Linked DNA regions of Homo sapiens: region 1 is linked to region 2. A link is a contact called in ENCODE Hi-C or POLR2A ChIA-PET data. All regions are on one chromosome and are shown on one strand. Each heading gives the region's core, a stretch centred on a gene start or an enhancer-like site at or near the end of the contact. The rest is flanking DNA. Distances are from core to core; before and after follow the strand shown.

Region 1 (6,537 bases), core at 1,899-4,398, 120 kb after region 2:
TTTTACCCATTTGAGTGATGTGCTTCACATTGAACTATCTCCTCCCTACCCTACACCCAAAATATGTGCTTGTCTAATGGCTACTCTTTACTGCAGTATTAATTTTAAACCAAAACTTTAAATGTTTGGGCTATAAGCATGTCTTCCCCACGGTTTTCTATCCCTCCCAAACCAGTTTTTATGGGATTTTAATCTAACACAACACATTGCACCATAGTCTGTATTCAACTAAAACTTCTACAGAAAACGTGCACTATAGTCCTTCAATCTTTCTCTCAGAAAGAAGTCTACTCTACGAAACATAAAACATGGCACCAGCCACCATTCCTGTTGAATAGGTGGTTTCATTGTAGCTAGCAGACCATATTATCTTCTCTTATCAAAATTTAGTGCCAGTCCTTTTCATTTTATTTACCTATTTGGTCTTAGAAGAAAAGACATTGGCTTAATCATCCTGACTTTTGAAATTAACTCATCTTGTCTGAACATGGATGCTAGTTCCAATGAGAACTCCTAAATGTACAACAGTAACTTTTAAACTGCAAAGCTGAAATTGGCAATTTCAATATTTTCTCATTAGCTTATCATATCATCATCATCATCCTCCTCATCAACTGCACATTCTAAAAGTAAAGTTTGATTAACCTGTTATCTTGGTTTTTACCTTTTTTCAACTCCACTAAAAATGCAATCCAGAACAACAACTGCTACTGGTAGTGGTATACCTTATAAACTTCAATTAATTTGTGTTGTTCCCCATGAAAGAAACTTACTATTCTGAATTCCCAAAGCATTCATATTGTACCCAAAGAACACTCTGAAGAATAGCATAGCAGATTTTGTCTTTTTAAATGGTTTTCGTTTACTTTGTTCTCCATTGTTTATAAAGCTATTTTAAGAGCTGGAAATTACATTTTCCCCTGATAATTTTGTCTTTTACCATCTGGCAAACAATGGTTTTTATAGTTTTGAATAGATCTGAAATTATCATGGTTTCTGTTGTTGTTGTTGTTCAATAAATTCAACTTGTATACAGCCCAGTATCCTGCCCTTTAAACTTCTCTTTTGGGTGCATGGGCACAAGATCACCAGTTTAGAGAGTAGAACCTACAAGCCAACTGGAGCCAAACAGAATACAGACTTGACGTATCTTTCCCATCAAACAAGGATGAAGTCCAAATGACTATGCCCCATTAAGCAAAACAACAAAGGCAGCACACTTTGGGTCTAACACCTTAATTTTTGTTTTAAATATAATAAGCACTGGTAAGTTGTCATACTCACCCATGGCAGTGTTGTAGGCATTAGGAAAACTTTTGTCTGTTCTCTGTCTCATGAAGACCCAGCTGTTGTTCTCAAATTTGCATTCTATAATTTTGTTGTCATACTGTTTCAGCTCTTTTGTCACCTGTTTTGAAAGAGAATTGAGGAAAATATTTAAATAACTTGAAAGGCTTTTTGCTTCTACTATGTGACAGGCACATTAGGAAATGATAAAAATACCTCAGTAACTCTTCATGCAGAGAGCTCTTTGTCATCTGAAGTATCTAATCAAGCTTAAGGTATGGTGTGCACTCCCTTGTACACATGCTCACTTATCCGACATTTTATAAATAATTGTGAAAATGGCTGTCAATATATAGCAATTAAAAGAAGCTAGGCAGAAACCAGCCATGCTGGGCCAAATGCAAATATGTTACCATGGGGACCAATACCTTCAATATTGTCTGTGTCTCTACGGCTTTCAGAAATTGAGTATACTGCCTAGGTTTCATCAACTTTCAGAAAGGTCTAACCATCTAAATTCCTATGTTAAAATCTAAGAAATGCCGTGTACTAGTTAAATGAAAAAGTTACATATCAATAGTGAATACTAGGATCAAATTCAGGCAATGTACATCCTAAATATTTTGCTTTCCAAGCAGTGACAATTAACCAACAATCTAATCTTCAGGAAACTTAGCCTTTCCATCCCCAAACTAGTACAAATTTACAGATGAAGCTATTTGTGACATTAGTTGATGGGTTTTTTGGCTTCTTCACCTCAGATGACTGAATATGGATACTCTATCAAAGCTAACAAGTATCCATGGTAACTACGAACCTTTTAAAAGATATTTCACTGGGCTGTGAGAATGGTTTTCATAAATAGGAACCTAAGCTTATCTTTGTAGTTTTCAAATCAAATGCCAGTCATGGTAATATTTTAATTCTGTCCTCATCTTTCATGGCTAACAACTTTTCCTCACAATATGGTAGACTGCAATCATTTAACTTCATTAGCATTATCTGAAACATTCTCATTTTTCTACCCACATATTCACTACCACCTAGGAATATGACGAGAAGTAAGTTTTTAAAAGATGCTTTCAATTCGCAGATTAGGCAGCACATGTCTTCATAAAAACTTTCAAACTATATTCCTTTCCCTTTACATTTGATTGTACCATCTGCATTTTCAACAAATCCAACAGGTGCAATACACTCAGTGGTTTTGGAACTAGACATGCCCAAAAAAGTGATATTCCAAGTAGCAAACTTGCCAAATTTATCCTCAAATATTCATTATTTTAGTCTCAATTCTCTTGCCTTGCTTTCTAGGGACCCATTCTTTTATTTTGGAAACACTGTGTATATGCAAGTATTGGACAACTCATTCAGTTAGGTAAACACAGTTTTGCTATACCACATGTAAGGTCTAACAGAAATAAGTTTCTAAACCTTTCAGTGTCTATTTCCTAATTTCTAAAATGGGGAACAAGTTCCTAATTTACTGGGTCACTGAAAGAATAATAATTGAAAGTGCCTGGGACATAGAACAATCAGTAAAATTGTTAACCAAATATAAAATTAGGCAATGAAACATTGCTTTTTAAAATCTGTGGTAAAAAAACATTGAATTTTCCATCTTAACCATTTTTAAGTGTACAGTTCAGCAATGCTAAGTGTATGTCTAGAACTTTTCCATCTTGCAACACTGAAATGCTATACTCCCTAAACACTAATTGCCCCCCTTCCCCTCTACCCAGACCTTGATAACTGCCTTTCTACTTTCTGTTTCTATGATTTTGACTACTTTAGATACTTCATACGAGTATTAACAGAATCACACACTATTTGTCCTTTTGTGATTGGCTTGTTTCACTTAGCATAATGTCCTTGAGGTTTATTCATGTTGTAGCATGTGACAGAAATTCTTTCTTTTTAAAGGTAGAATAATATTCCACTGTATGTATACACCACATTTTCTTTAGCCATTCATCTGTCAATGGACACGTGGGCTGCTTCTACCTCTTGGCTATTTTGGATAATGTTGCAAAGAACGTGGGTGTGAAAATATCTCTTTGAGATCCGGTTTTAAATTATTTTGGCTATACACCCAGAGGCAGTATCACTGGATCATAATTTTATTTTTAATCTTTTGAGGACCCCTTTGTTTTCCATAATGGCTGCATCAATTTACATTCTCACTAACAGTATGCAAGGGTTCCAATGTCACATCCTTAACACCTGTTAGTTTTTGTTCCTTTTTTTTTTAAAAAAAATTGACGCCCATTGTTTACTGTGCTCTAATTTAAACTTTTTGTTCTTTCATAGTGGCCATCCTGATGGTGTCAGGTGCTATCTCATTGTGGTCTTGATTTGCATTTCACTAATGACTGAGAATCTTTCCATGTGCTTATTGGCTGTATACTTTCTTCAGTATACTTTCTTCAGTATACAAGAAACTTTGTCAATTTTTTTAATTGGGTTGTTTATTGTTGTTGAGATGTAGGAGTTCCTTATATATTCTGGACATTAACTTCTTATCAGATGTACAATTTGCAATTATTTTCTCCCATTCTGTAGGCTGCCTTTTCACACTGCTGATTGATTCCTTTGATGTACATAAGTTTTTAACTTTGATGTAGTCCTCTTTGTCTATTTTTTATTTTGTTGCCTATGATTTTGGTGTTGCACACAAGAAATCATTGCCTAATCCAATGTCCTAAAGATTTGTCCTGGCCGGGCACAGTGGCTCACGCCTGTAATCCCAGCACTTTGGGAGGCCGAGGTGGGCAGATCATGAGGTCAGATCGAGACCATCCTGGCTAACACAGTGAAACCCTGTCTCTACTAAAAATACAAAAAGATTAGCCGGGCGTGGTGGCAGGTGCCTGCAGTCCCAGCTACTCGGGAGGCTGAGGCAGGATAATGGCATGAACCTGGGAGGCGGAGCTTGCAGTGAGCTGAGATCGTGCCACTGCACTCCAGCCTGGGCAAGAGAGGGAGACTCCATCTCCAAAAAAAAGATTTCTCCTATGTTATCTTTTACAAGTTTAATAGTTTAAGGTCTTATGTTTTGGTCTTTATTTTTGTGTTAATTTTTGTATATGGTGTAAGGTAGGGGTTCAACTTCATTCTTTTGCATGTGGATATTGCTTTCCCAACACTGTTAGTTGAAGATATTGATTGTCCCTTCCCATTGTGTAGTATTGGCGCCCTTGTGGCAAATCATTTGGCCATATATGCAATGATTTATTTCTGGGCTCTCTATTCTGCTCCATTGATTTGTATCTCTATCTTTATGCCAGTAATTAAGTATGCCATCTAAATTAGATGCTTTGAAGTATGTTTTGAAATCAGGAAGTGTGAGGCCTCCAACTTTGTTCTTTCTCAAGATTGTTTTGGCCTTTTGGGGTCTATTGAGATTCTGTATGAATTTTAAGATAGTTTTTTAATTTCTGCAAAAAATACTATTGGGATTTTGATAGGGGTGGAATGCATTTTAGTAGTATAGATGTTTTAACAATATTAAGTCTTCCAATCCACAAGCACCAATGTCTTTCTATTTATTTGTATCTTCTTTGATTTCTTTCAGCAAGAAACACTGCTTAATTAAAAAAAAAAAACCTTAGAAGTAAATTTACTAAAGGAACCATGATGACATAGGAAGGCTGACTTTGAAAACAGCTGTCAAGAAAATTTTATCATATGTACTTTACAAGAATGGCTTGCTAGTCAACAATGTGTAGTCTGCACTTTTGCTGACTAGCAACTGTGGTCTTTATCATATAGCTTATCATTCTTGTGTTCTCAGTTTCAGAATTGCTATAAATTATGTTACTCAATCTGACTGTAACAATTAAGCAGTACTATTAACTATCTGTGTATCTCCTTGGCCACTAAAAATCTGGTAAACAGAGCTTTCCAGAAAATGCACGTACCTGCCACTACTAACCTAAACGTATTTCCGTATTTAAGAACAATACATCATTCTTCATTGATCACACCAGTTATAGTCCCAAGATAGATGCACTACAAGTTACTCATTTGGTTAGGTGGTAAAATATATTTAACTAATAAAAATAATATCTCCCACATGTATACAAACTAAAAACAGTTTCCAATAATGGTCGGATCAAAAGAATGACCGGTATAAGGGAGAGGAGTTTAATTTTAGATCTAATTTGTTACTATGACAATAATCATCCTCAGCCAATTACATATTATTATTTACTAAAACAGGACCCCATCAGGTCTTCTAATCAACTGTTATCCTAGTTTGAGTTAATGAGACCTTGAAAGTAAAAAGAATAAAATATTTATAAAACAAGATTTCACATCTGTACCCCAAATTACATTGAACTGATGAGGTTTTACTGTTTCTGAAAAAAACAGAGCAACACACCATATATTTTATGTTGAAAAAAATTTGTTGCCTGTATCCATCTGATTGCATACCACACTTTTATACTATTTGAATCTATAAATAATCTGGGGTTAAGAAACTATCAGATGAAAACGGATCTAGTACTTCTCAAGATTTTAAATTAGCAGCTCAAAGAAAAGTTTCACTTATTAATTTTGGCATTCATCTGTAACTCTTGCCTGAGCAATTATTCCTGCGGTGTTCTAATGGGATTTTTCTGTATCCTCCATTCCTTCTACATCTATTATCTAGAGTTCTTCCATAAGAAAGATTTGTCCCTTCTCCCCTATTTATTCATTTAATTGCTTATCTGTATTGGTATGGACTCATGGATATTTATTTTATTATTTGGTTTATAATAAAATACTCGTCACTTATTTCATTGCTCAAATTGTTCTAGTTTTGGCCACTGAAAACTCTCAGGTTGGCTTCCATGTCTTTTTATCTTGCTTCCACCTTTTCTCCATGGGGCTCCCTACCACAGATTTTTCTTTTTTTTTTTCTGAGACAAAGTCTCAGTCTGTCACCCAGGTTGGAGTGCAGTGGTGCGGTCACAGCTCACTGCAGCCTCAACTTCCTTGGCTCAAGTCATCCTCCCGCCTCAGCCTCCCAAGCAGTTGAGACCACAGTTGTGCACTACCACACCTGGCTAATATTGCAATTTTTTTTGTAGAGATGGGGTATCCCCATGTTGTTCAGGATGGTCTCAAACTCCTGGGCTTAAGCAATCCTCTGGCCTTGGCCTCCCAAAGTGCTGGGATTACATGGGTGAGCCACTGCACCCAGCCCATTGGGGATTTTTTTAAAGAACAGAATTACTCTTCAACAGTCCAGGTTATGCTAAG
Region 2 (6,868 bases), core at 1,649-4,148:
TGGTAGTTTCTTTGGGGAGTGTCCCTCGGGAAACATTGCCTGGACAAAATGCACTTTTTTGTACTATGCATAATCCATTACTCCCAGGGAAAGAGTGGGGTTGAAAATAGTTTCAAGACACTATAATTAGCAATGCGATTCTCACAGCTACAAGGAAATCAGATAGGGAATCTAAAACAGCACCATGCCCCTGTCTCTTGCCTTCCTGCTCTTAGGTTTTAGTTCCATTTTTATAGTCACTTCTCTAAGTTGAAACATGGGCTGTCTTCCACAAACACCTACTCTGTGGGTCCTGATGTACCCCCGGATCCATTCTCTGATTTCACTGGCTGTGGACCTGTTCTCTGACCCTGTTCACTTAAGTCCCACACATCCTCAGAGTTCCATTGAACAACTTTACTATAAAGCAGGGTTTGGAAAACCACGACCCACAGGCCCAATCTGGCCCACAGCCTGTTTTTGTAAATAAAGGTTTATTGGAAGACAGCTCTGCTCATTCATTTATGTATTGTCTGGGGTTATTTATGCACTATAGCAGCAAAGTTGAATAGTCGTTACAAAGACCATATGACGCACAAATCCTAAAATATTTATTGTCTGTCCCTTTACAGAAAAAGTTTGCTGACTCCTGTTATAGAGTAAGAGAAATTTAGGACACAAATTCTGTGCTTTCATTGTACCAAACAATGTAGTTGTTTGTATAGAGAAAACTGTATTTATTCCTACTCTTTTCTGATAATATAAATTTTATATGTTGTTTGGGATAATTTGATCATAAGAATCCAGTGATACTCCTGGCTTGTTGTTTCCCAGGAGGGCTAAGGTTAATGACTCATTCCACTGAGTTCAAAGCAAGGCTGGCAAATAGAGAAGTAAACCATTTCGGGACGACTTCACATGAAGTTTTTCAAGATGATATTAGAAAATCAGGTCTTGGAGAGACAGCTTGTCTTGATATGTACCATTTCTTTTTGAGTCAAACTATCAAATGAAACAGAAGAAATAGAAAAACAGAGCTAGATTTCATAAGATTGATATCATTTTCAGTTTAAAAAGGAGATAATCTCAAATATTCAAAGGACAAAGCTGAAGACGATCTCCCAAAATTAAGCCCAGCTTATGAAGAAGGAATTCCTGAAATATAAAGATCTTTCCCACTGTAAATGATCCTTAAAGTTATTGGACTTGCTAAAGAACCATAAGAACAGAAAGGCCTTTTAATGAGCAAGAACTCATTTGTGTTGCTTTGATATAAGATAATCTGTAGATACATATTTACAGCTAGCTGAAAGTTGACTGGTTCTAAATTTTTTTGAATTTGCTAGAAATAGATTTTTTTTTTCTATTGGGAATAAAGTTTGCGCAGCTAATATCTCCACAAACCTACAAACCAACCAAGTATCACAGATATGCTGAGTCACTGCCATCCAGTGGCTGAACAGAATAACTGCTTTAACCATGAACGGGAGACTAAGCTGGGGGGCTGAAAAGGGTCTCAGGAATGAGTTTTATACAGTGGGCCTCAGTTGGTATTGGTCACATTAAAAGTGTGAAACTTATTTACAGATGGTATAATTGCTTAACTAAAAAACTAATAAACTTCATTAAAACTATTAGAATTAATAAGAGAATTTGGCAAAGAGGCTAAAGATAAGATAAATATACAAAACTGTGAAGCTTTTCCCTAGACTAGCAGTGACCGATTTGAAATGGAAACAGAAACAATAATTCCATCCTCATTAGTAATGAAAGCATGGAAGGGCTGGCCACCTCTCCTCCAGGAGGCTTACTGCACATTCAAGTAAAGTACTCAGGACTATGACACTGATCTGATAGCTTCCCAACCTTCCATCAGGCTCTCAGGACTAGTCCCAGCCTACTGTATATCAGTCCCCTTCAGAAACCCAAGGCTTCCCATTAGCAGTTATATGGATCTCTCAGCCCCCACACTATACTGAACAAGCCTAATCCCATCCAACACCCCTCCCTCCCCAATGTTTTCCCTGAGCTCTGTAAAACTCTTAGTCTGTGATCAGAAACCTAATTTCTGAATGGTTGTCCACCAAGCATGCCTCCCCTGCAGCCCTCTGACAAAGAGGCTATTTTTCACCCCACTTCATGTTCCTCAGGGCCAGGAAGGAGGCAAGCCTATTTCTTATTCACCATTGCCTTTTCCCACTCTGAGGCCACCACTACATAGCTTCTCTTTCTTCAAACCTCTTACTCCTTCCCCCCAAACTCTCATCTGAAGACCGCATCTTATACGTAATTGAGGGAATAAGAGTCATCACTAAAAAGTCCCCCTTCACAGTCTAAATAAAGAAACCAGTGGTTCTCAACCAAGGGAAATTGTTCTCCCCAGGGGACATCCAGCAATGTCTAGAGACATTTTTGATTGTCACAACTGGAGGAGGTGGCTACTACTGGGATATCTTAGCCAGGCATGCTGCTAAATATCCTACAACAGACAGCCCCCAACTACAAAGGACTATCTAGCCCAGAATGTCAATAGTGCCAAGGCTGAGAAGCCCTGGTATAGACGAAACTGCCCAGGCACCCCTTTTATCTCTTACTCCAATGAAGAAGTGTCCCTGCTCCCCTAAAAGCTGGTTATCTCTCATTCTCAAGGACCTTCCTCCTGATATCACCCCCTGCTTCTCTCTCTCTCCCTCTCTCTATATATATATGTATCTTCAGTTCTCCCTCTCTATTATGTATATTCAATTATTCAACAAAAATTACTATATGCCAAACACTCTTCTAAGTGCTGAGGACACAAAACAGATGAAAATTCTTGCCCCTGTGAAACTTATATTTTAAGAGAGGAAATGATCAACATTATAAGTAAGTAAACTATACAGTATTAGTGGGGAGTTAAAAAGAAAAAAACAGGAAAGAGGAACAGAAAGTATGTGGCAGAACAGGGGGTTAAATTTTAAATAGGTGGCTGGGGAAGGACATCCTGATATGCTGAAATTTGAGCTAAATCCAGAAGAAAATAAGGAAAATATTTACCCAAATATCTGGGGAAAGAGCATCCTAAGCAGTGGGAAAAATAAGTGCAAAGAGAGAGAGAGAGCCTGGCTTGGGGTTTGTCTGGTGGGTACAAGGAACAAAGAGAGGCTATGGCAGTTAAAGCAGATTGACCAAGGGGAGAGCTGTAGAAGATGAAGTCAGAGAGGTAGTGAGGGTGAAATGGGGTATAATTTTGGCTTGTACTCATCTAAGTGAGATAGAGAAACTTCAGAGGATTTGAACAAAGGATTTCATCATTTGACTTTCACTTCAACACAAGGGTCAACAAACTACAACCAGCAGGACACCGCTTGCTTTTTTTTGAGACGGAGTTTTGCTCTGTTGCCCAGGCTGGAGTGCAGTGGTGTGGTCTCAGCTCACTGTAACCTCTGCCTCCTGGGTTTAAGTTATTCTCCTGCCTCAGCCTGCTGAATAGCTGGGATTACAGGCACGTGCCACCACACTCAGCTAATTTTTGTATTTTTAGTAGAGAAGGAGTTTCACCATGTTGGCCAGGCTGCTCTCAACTTCTGACCTCAAGTAATCCACCTGCCTTGGCCTCCCAAAATGCTGGAATTACAGGCATGAGCCACCACGCCCAGCCCACCACTTGCTTTTATAAGTAAGGTTTTCTTGAAACACAGCCTCATTCATTTCTTTTGTCTCTGGTGGCTTTCAAGCTATAATGGTAGAAGTGAATAGGTGGGACAGAGACGACATGGTCCATAAAACCTGACATACTTACTATTTGGCCCTTTACAGAAAGAGTGGAGAAGAACTCTTTAATAAAGCCAGGAAGCTCAGAAACCATACATGAAAAGATATATTTGACAGCAAAAAAATTCAAATTCATTTAGGAAAAGTTATAAACAAAGTACAGAAACAAATAAGAGATTGGAAAAATATTCATTACAAATAAAACTTTAATATTGCTAATATATTCTCCCTCAGTATCTGTGGGGGATTAGTTCCAGGTTCCCAAGGATTGCTGAAGTCCCTTCTATAAAATAGCATAGTATTTGCATATAACCTACATACATCCTCTTGTATACTTTAAATCATCTGTTGATTACTTCTAATACCTAATATAATGTAAATGCTGTGTAAATAGTTGTTATACTCTATTGTTTTTTATTTAGATTTTTTTTATTCTTGTCTTGTCATTTTTTTCTTTTTTAGTTTTTGGAATACTTTCTAATCATGGTTGGTTGCATCTGCAGATGTGGAACCCGAGGATACAGAACACTGACTGTACACAAAAAAAGTCCCTACAAATTGATAGAAAACAACCCAAAAATCCAGGAGGAAAAAACAGGCAGGGGATATGAACAAGCAACTCACAGAAGAGAAAATGCAAATAGCCGATAAACATATTAAAAGATGCTCAGCATCACTGGTGGTCAGATAAATACAAAGTAAAACCACAAGAAGACACCATTTACCACTTCAAAATGTAAGAGAGCAATAACAGTTAGTGCTGACTGGGATGCAGGGGAACAGGCACTTCCTTCCACTAAGGGTGGGAATGTGATTATGTCAGAATTTTGAAAAAGTAATCTGACAGTATCTATTAATATTAAAATACATATATTTCTAGAACAAGCAATTCCACTTTGGGAAATATACCCTACAAAAATAAAAGTACGAGTTCATATGTATATACCAGGATATTTTTGCAACATTATTTGTCCTGGTAAACAATTCCCAGGGAAAAAAAAAGGAATATCTAATAATAAGCATAGCTCATATATAATATTATGTAGCTATTTAAAAGACTTTATCTGAGACAAAAGGAAAAACTCTGTAACATACAAAGAGGTCTCAGGAATCAATCTTGAAAAGAATGAATACTCCAAACTTTCTAATGGGCATAGGATACTAACACATAGTTCACAGAAAAAAATTAAATCCCCTTGAAGACTGGAAAACATACTCAATCTCCCTTATAATAAGAAAAATGCAAAGTTAAAACTACCCTGAGATACCAGTTTTCACCTATCATATTGGCAAGGAAGAGAAAGTTTAATGACTCGCCACGATGGCAAGAGTGTGGGGATTTGGGTCCCACCTTACTGGTGAACTATAAATGGCACAACCTCTCTGGAGAACAATTGGACTATAAGTGTCAAAACTGAAATCAGCAATGGACCTAGCAAGTCCCTTTCTAGAAATGTATCCCACAGATAAATATACATGTATGCAAAGTGATATAATTACAAGGTTATTCATTCCAACATTGTTTGTAAATGCCAGAGTAGGAAAAAAAACAGCTGAATTTCCACTGGAAGTACATTAAATATATTTTGTATTTCCATATAATGGAAAGCTAGGCAGTCATTTAAAAGAACGAAACCAAATAATAATAATAATAATAATAACAAAGAATGAGGCAGTTTTACAAACTGATAAGGAACACTTTCCAAGATATATTATTAAGTGAAAAAAGCAAGAGAAAACAATGTGAGAAGAATTCTACCCAGAATAGAACAGGTTTTCAGGCATAGAACAGCACTGCAGGGCTTCAAAAGAGAACTGATAACAGTGATTGCTCTGAGAAGGGGAAATGAGTGGCTTTGGGACAGGAATACTAGGAGCACAATTTTCACCAAATAATATTTATTCCTTTTTATATTTTTTATCGTGTGCATGTATTATCTTTACAAAAATAAATAAAATTTCATTTAAAAAGAAGAGCTATATGTTTGGACCTAGAGAGTTCTCTATAATGTATTAAGTAAGAATAAGAAGTTGCAGAGTATTAATATGGGCAATAGGATACCATTTTTGTCAAAACATTAAATAAAACAGAGAAGTATGGTGATACGGCTTGGCTGTGTCCCCACTCAAATCTCACCTTGAATTGTAATAATCCCCACGTATCAAGGGCGTGACCAGGTGGAAGTAATTGGTTTATGGGGGCAGTTTCCTCCATGCTGTTCATGCGATAGTGAGTTCTCACAAGATCTGATAATTTTATCAGGGGCTTTTCCCCTCTTTGTTTGCACTTCTCCTTCCTGCCACCATGTGAAGAGGAACGTGTTTGCTTCTCCTTCTACCGTGACTGTAAATTTCCTGAGGCCTCCCCAGCCGTGCTGAACTGTGAGTCAATTAAACCTCTTTCCTTTATAAATTACCCAGTCTCGGGTATGTCTTTATTAGCAGTATGAGAACAAACTGATACAAATGGTAAGAACTAGGAACATAGATTATCTCAGTGGGAATGAATTTTTAGTGGAGTGGGAAGATTATTAGCTTTTCTTTACATGTCTCTTTCCTTATTTATTATAAGAAAATAGCATCATTTAAAAATTTTTAATAGTCTTAATATAGTAAAGAAAAAATGCCTTGGTGGATTAAAAGTGATGTTTATTTGCTTTGTTACACTTTTGTGGCATCTTCTGATATATATTGCAGTGAGCTCAAAACCACACACTGAGAGTTTCACACTGTTAGCATCGTTCCTCTCCTGTCATCTCCATCCTATATCTGCTCACTCCAGCCTACATGCTCTCCAGTCCAAAGACATGGGATGAATTTTATTCAAGACACAATTCCAGGTAATTCCACTCTACATTTAAAAACACCCAACAGTCCACATTGCCGTTGAACACACACTGCACACTTGAAGATCTACTGTCTTCACTTCTCCTTTGGCCATTGGTAGAAGCTGCTGTATTACTGCATAAGCACTACAGTGCCATGGCAGGCCATAATGGAGCTTCAGGCAAAAGGACAAACCAGTAATATTGACCCTGTCTTTACTTAAAATGTTAATATTTTGTTCATCATGGATTTTTGGCAATAATTTCAATTTTTGAAATGTTGTATAACTATCTTAATGAGTTTTTCAGTA

Evidence for each region. Hi-C counts contacts between places; a loop is a spot of excess contacts on that map. ChIA-PET counts read pairs that join two places held with the same protein, here RNA polymerase II (POLR2A). Pooled maps may share reads with other maps.
Region 1: a loop to region 2 is called in a map with no recorded cell type, with 8 times the contacts of the local background. The contact joins two enhancer-like sites. A Hi-C loop is called at or near these places in 1 of 168 maps with a recorded cell type or tissue (OCI-LY7), 16 of 37 single-sample maps with no recorded cell type and 6 of 50 pooled maps. POLR2A ChIA-PET finds 5 or more read pairs at or near these places in 2 of 52 experiments (OCI-LY7 and T-cell).

Annotation. Positions count from the first base shown.
Region 1 is chr6:88,612,988-88,619,524 of GRCh38, forward strand. RNGTT (RNA guanylyltransferase and 5'-phosphatase) reads right to left here. Exons shown (of 16, transcript NM_003800.5): 15 at 1,285-1,408. Among named protein-coding and RNA genes, the nearest start is that of RNGTT, 350 kb to the right of the region's middle. Within about 2 kb of position 3,149, at least 3 of the 41 ENCODE cell types and tissues checked have a DNase peak (open chromatin) inside an H3K27ac peak, as active enhancers do; they include OCI-LY7, where a contact is called at or near this core.
Region 2 is chr6:88,491,598-88,498,465 of GRCh38, forward strand. No RefSeq gene overlaps it. Among named protein-coding and RNA genes, the nearest start is that of CNR1, 330 kb to the left of the region's middle. Within about 2 kb of position 2,899, at least 2 of the 41 ENCODE cell types and tissues checked have a DNase peak (open chromatin) inside an H3K27ac peak, as active enhancers do; they include OCI-LY7, where a contact is called at or near this core.